Linked DNA regions of Homo sapiens: region 2 is linked to region 1. A link is an interaction called in ENCODE POLR2A ChIA-PET data of the cell type or tissue named here. Cell type or tissue: B cell. All regions are shown on one strand. Region 1 has its middle 2.1 kb from the start of NPAS4. Region 2 overlaps PELI3 (pellino E3 ubiquitin protein ligase family member 3).

Region 1 (2,500 bases):
CTGCACTTAGGCATCCCTTCCCCCCGTTGCCGGCCCCCAAGCGAGCGCTTCCCCCCGCCCTGCTGCCAGCCTCTGTCTCCCCGCGGGCCGGGGGCGGGGGCGGGGCCGGGGGAATCCCAGCTCCATATTAGGACAGGAATCCTCCGGCGGCTGCCGCGGCTGCGGCGGGCGGGGCCTGGCTGCCTCCGCACCGCTCCGGAGGGCTCCCCGCCCTGCCTAGGCGGGCAAGATGGGGGAGCAGCTGAGAAGCGAAGGGGCAGCGCCGGACCCTCCATGACCCCTGCACCTACCAGGGACCCTGTATTTTTGCCAGGTTCCCTCCACCCCTCTCCACATTTGCGCCTCTAAGGCTCCTGGCTCTGCCTCTCCACCTTCAGCTCTCCACTTTCCACCTTCGTTTCTTTTTCTGTCCTTTCATATCCTTTTCTATCCTTTTCATATCCTGTCACCTTTGCCCTATCCCCACCCCCCCACACACCCGCTTTTTTTCTCTTTTCACCACAGATGATTGCTCTCTACAGGGGCGAGGATGTGCCGTTCTTATCCTGGGATTCAATAATGCAAGAAGCAAGTGGGCTAGGGAATGTTCTTATCTGAAATCTCGTTTGATGGAGTAGCTGTGTGCGCATGGAATCACTTAAGTGGCTGGAAATGAGGCCACTTAAAAATTGGAGGGTGGGACTGGGAAGTCCCAGTCACACAGGAAGCATGGAGATGAACTTTGACATCAAAAAGGACAATTTGGGGCCAGGGAACTCTCCGCTCCTCATGGAAAGGGGTGGTAGTAAGAGAGGTAGAGTGGGAGGAGAGGCGGCTGAGGAGAAGTATGTCTTAGAAGAGGTGTACAAGGTGTGGAGACCCTATTCTGGTGTCTTATGCATTTTGGCAGAGGTTGGGGCCATCCTGTGGTCAGTGTCACAGCTGAGGTGGAGGGAACGATGTCCGCTTATCTGTCTGCCACTGTCTCTAACCCCATTGACCTGGATGACAGAGAGATGATTCCTCCTGGACATGGGTCTGTGTTGCTTCTTTCTTCTCAATCTGACCTCTAATGTACCTACCCACCCCTCTCTCAATCTTCCATTTGAACAATCCCTTGATCTTTGGATCCCCTTCCGTATGAAATTCCAGGGGGGTTGTTCCTGTGTTCTTCATTCACTGATGCTAAAGCTGCCTGTGAGGCATTCTGAGTGTCCCCCTCCACAATAAGAGGAGTCTACTGGCTGGGTGTCATGGCCTCCAGCAATCTGAGCGAATCTGCAGTGAAGGAATACTGCGCCGACCGCTGTCCGTGGTGCTGAAAGAGTCACCATGGAAGTCATGCTACGGTTTGCCGGGGACATCGACGTAGGGCTTGGGTACCCACAGGCCTCAGAGTGAGCCTACTCTTTGACTGTCCCCTTATTCTCTGTGAATGAATATGGAGGGTTTGCAGGGGGCCAAGATTTCTGGGCTCTAAGGGTGAAGTAAGCAAGGGAGGAGAACTGGGCTCAGGGGAAGAGCCCCTGGCTTTTTCCAGGAGAATGGAATGGGAAGAAACACTTTGGAAGGGAAGAAGGGTCTAGAAAGGGACAAGGGAGGGGGTAGAGAAGGGCTCATCCTAGTTCGCCCACTCTGATTCAAGTTGAGAAGCTCTGTGTGCCCCAATGTCTCCTCTCCCTAGGCCAGCTCCCACTCCCCTTGCCTCCCACCTCCGTGAAGCTATTTTTAACTGTGCAGAACCAAAAATAGCTTGGCAGCAGCTTCAGGCCGTGGGAGAGGAGCTATTTATATCACCAGTGACGGTTCCGAAATAGCAAGCAGGAGGAGGGGGGCGGCTGGCACACTAGAGAGCTCCTGGCCGCTGCTAAAAATACTGGCAGTGTGAGTCATCCTGGCCTGGCTGAGTCACCCCACTCTCTCCCCCAAGTGGCAGGCAGCAGCAGAACAAGCTAAGAATTAGAAGCCTGAGATGGGGGAGGCATCAGAGCCTGCTGGCTGTGGGAAAGTGGGCAAGGGAGTGAATTGGGAGAGGGGCTTTGGGGTGAGCGTGTAGAAGGAATGGGAGAGCAAGCCTCTCAGCCAAACCTACTGGGCAAGCGTGCAGCATCCTCAGCTATGCACTACTGCTCAAGGATGCTTGGGCAATTGAAGGAAAAGAGCCAGACTCTGTGTGTGTGTCTGTGTGTTTGTGTGTGTGTGTGTTCATTTGACTGAGACTGTGTTTGTGTGTCCTGTGTGTCTGCCTCCAAACCTGTCTGGAGGTGGTTGGATGTCTACATCTCTATCTGTTTGCATGTGTCTTTGTAGCTGCGAGTCTGTACCCCTGTATATCTATGTTTACCTATGCCTGCATCTATGCTTGTCTTTTTTTTTTGTCTCCAACTTCCTATGTTCTGTGCAGTTCTATGTTTGTGCCTGTGTGTATTTATGTCTACAATTTTCCATATGCCTTTCTGTCAGTGTCTGTGTTTGTGTCCATATCTGAGTCTGCTCTGGGTCTTTCAGCATCTGATGGTGT
Region 2 (2,500 bases), 52 kb before region 1:
GCCTAGAGGCCTGGTGGCCAGGAGGTGTGTGGAGAGGCCTGAGCATACCTGGAACATGTCTGTGTCGCTATCATGTGTATACTCCACTATGACCGAGTGGCTCCGGGACAGTGTATACGAGATGCTGTGCTGACCACGGTTACTCAGTGCCTGGTGGGGAGAAAAAAGTCACTTGCCAGGGTGTGCAGCCATGATAAGTGTATGCCTTGAGCAAGCACCTGGAGCTCAAGGCCCAGCAGCCACTCCCTGGGAAGGGGGCAGCTCCATCCTTCTCAGAGGGTGGACAGTGCAGCAGATGTTTCACATGATTTAAGCCCTACAGTCACCCTAAGGATGGGGTTATCAGGCTGGGTGCGGTGGCTCACGCCTGTAATCCCAGCATTTTGGGAGGCTGAGGTGGGCGGATCACTTGAGGTCAGGAGTTCAAGACTGGCCTGGCCAACATAGTGAAATCCCGTCTCTACTAAAAATACAAAAAAAAAAAAAAAAAAATTAGCTGGGTGTGGTGGTACACGCCTGTAGTCCCAGCTACTCGGGAGGCTGAGGCAGGAGAATGGCTTGAACCCGGGAGGCAGAGCTTGCAGTGAGCTGAGATCGCACCACTGTACTCCAGCCTGGGTGACAGAACGAGATTCCGTTTCAAAAATAAAAAGAATGGGGTTATTGTTCCATTTTAGAGTTGAAGAAACTGCAGGTCAGAGAGAAACTGGCCTAAAGGCACACAGCTGGAAATATCAGAGGCTGAATTCTAACCCAAATCCTCTAAAGTCAAAGGTTTTTCCTTTATCATTGCAGTATGACTGTCACCTCCCACTCTCTGAACCTTGGCTGCCTCTAAAATGGTGCAGCTCATTTCCACCCATTTCCATTTCCATTGGATGGAAATAAGCAGCACCATCTTAGAGGCAGCCAAGGTTCAGAGAGGTCCAGTGGTTAAGGCAACATTTTGCAAACTGTAAAGAACTGCGCACACTGCAAAGGATTTTTCATCACCATTCTCGGATGGCCCAATAAGCAGTGAGTGATGACACAAAGTGGGCTCCCCTGTTAAGGTGTGGGGGCTGTGGGCAGGTAGGACCTGGAAGGCCGAAGACCTGGGCCTTGGGCAGGGAGGGCAGGACCTCAGGTCTATGGGTCAGTTGCTTGCCTTGGAGACGAGCGGCGTGGAGATGTGGTGCATGACGTCTGGCTTCACCCCGTTGGCGTGCGACCGGCGGCTCAGTGCCAGGCGGCTTCGCCGGCGGCCCTTGTCCCCACTTGCCAGACAACCATTGTAGCTGTAGATGTCGGGGGTTAAGAAGAAGGGGTTGCAAGAGGAGAGAGAGAAAGAGAGAAAGTGAACCCCTGATGAGACTTGGAGGAAACTGCCAACTTCTAGGCAGATCCTACCTTAATAAACAAGCTCTACAAGCACCTGAAACTAGAAGACCCTACAATAACAAATTGGTACCTTGGGGAGTGGGAGGGGGGTGTCAGAGCAGTTTCAAAAGCACTTTCATTCAGTTAACCAAGTATTTCCTGGACACTTGAGCCATGCCTGGATGGGTGCTGTGCACTGGGGCGGTAGAGGTGATGCACCACGGGTCAGTTGTGGGCCCTCAGTGGAGGGGTTCCTCAGCTTCTCCAGGAACCTAGGTGCCACCTGCCACACCCAGGCACAAGCCAAGGATGCCATAAGCCTAGAGGAAGAAAAGGGAATTCTCGCCCTAGGATCAGGTTTCTGGGAGAGGGAACACCTCTACTGGGTTTTGAAGAACTAGAAAGGGTTCACCTGTAGTAAGCTGTCACTTATCACACCACTACTCAAAACCAAAATGGAAGGAAAAAATGACACACAATGCCAGTACCTCCATATGTCCATACATGTCAAATTTCCACCTGCCTTTCCAGCTCTTGTCTGGAGGGCATGGCTGTGAGAGGCACAGAGGAGGTGAGGCATAGCTCTCATCGCTGCCATGGGCTGCTGCCTCTGTGTTCCTGGCCTTCATGTTATCAATCACCTAATGGAATCTGTGCAGTGGCCTGCCAGGCAAGTGGCTTTCTGCCCATCTTACAAATGAGAGAAATCAAGGCTCAGGGAGGTAATGTGACTTGCCTCTGGCTAGTAGGTGAAAATGTCCAGATTTGAGCCCAGTCTCTCTGACTCCAGAAGCCCCTCTAGATGGAGGCTCACCCTAAGCAAAGGGCCCAAGGCTGGCAGGGTCTGATGAGATCAGGGAATGGTGGCTTTGGTGGTGAAGTATGTGGGGGAGATGACACTGGTGGGAGGGCTCTGAACTCCAGGCTGAGGACATTATTCAACAACCAGTGGGGTGCCAGGAAGGTCTGGGAACAGGAAGTGACAGGACAAAGAGCTGCCAAATACAGACAAGGCCACTTGAATCAGAATCTTCTAGTGAGTTTGTTAAAATCCAGATGAGGCCGGGCGCAGTGGCTCACACCTGTAATCCCAGCACTTTGGGAGACCGAGGCAGGCAGATCACTTGAGGTCAGGAGTTCA

What was found. ChIA-PET counts read pairs that join two places held together with the same protein. Peaks named below come from ENCODE experiments on the same cell type or tissue, not always from the same donor. Only the 100,000 strongest peaks of a DNase experiment are listed, where the experiment ranks them.
Region 2: POLR2A ChIA-PET joins it to region 1 with 13 read pairs; 23 of 35 experiments call an interaction of 5 or more read pairs at or near these places.

Annotation. Positions count from the first base shown.
Region 1 is chr11:66,417,670-66,420,169 of GRCh38, reverse strand. It overlaps a transcript of NPAS4 not described here. Among named protein-coding and RNA genes, the nearest start is that of NPAS4, 2.1 kb to the left of the region's middle. RefSeq lists enhancers at 1,432-1,932, 1,933-2,433. In B cell, no CTCF peak of the experiment used is centred here; a DNase peak (open chromatin) is centred at 1,289; H3K27me3 peaks cover 2,391 bases.
Region 2 is chr11:66,470,019-66,472,518 of GRCh38, reverse strand. It overlaps PELI3 (pellino E3 ubiquitin protein ligase family member 3), which reads right to left. Exons shown (of 8, transcript NM_145065.3): 4 at 1,148-1,277; 5 at 49-150. Among named protein-coding and RNA genes, the nearest start is that of PELI3, 4.4 kb to the right of the region's middle. In B cell, no CTCF peak of the experiment used is centred here; no DNase peak of the experiment used is centred here.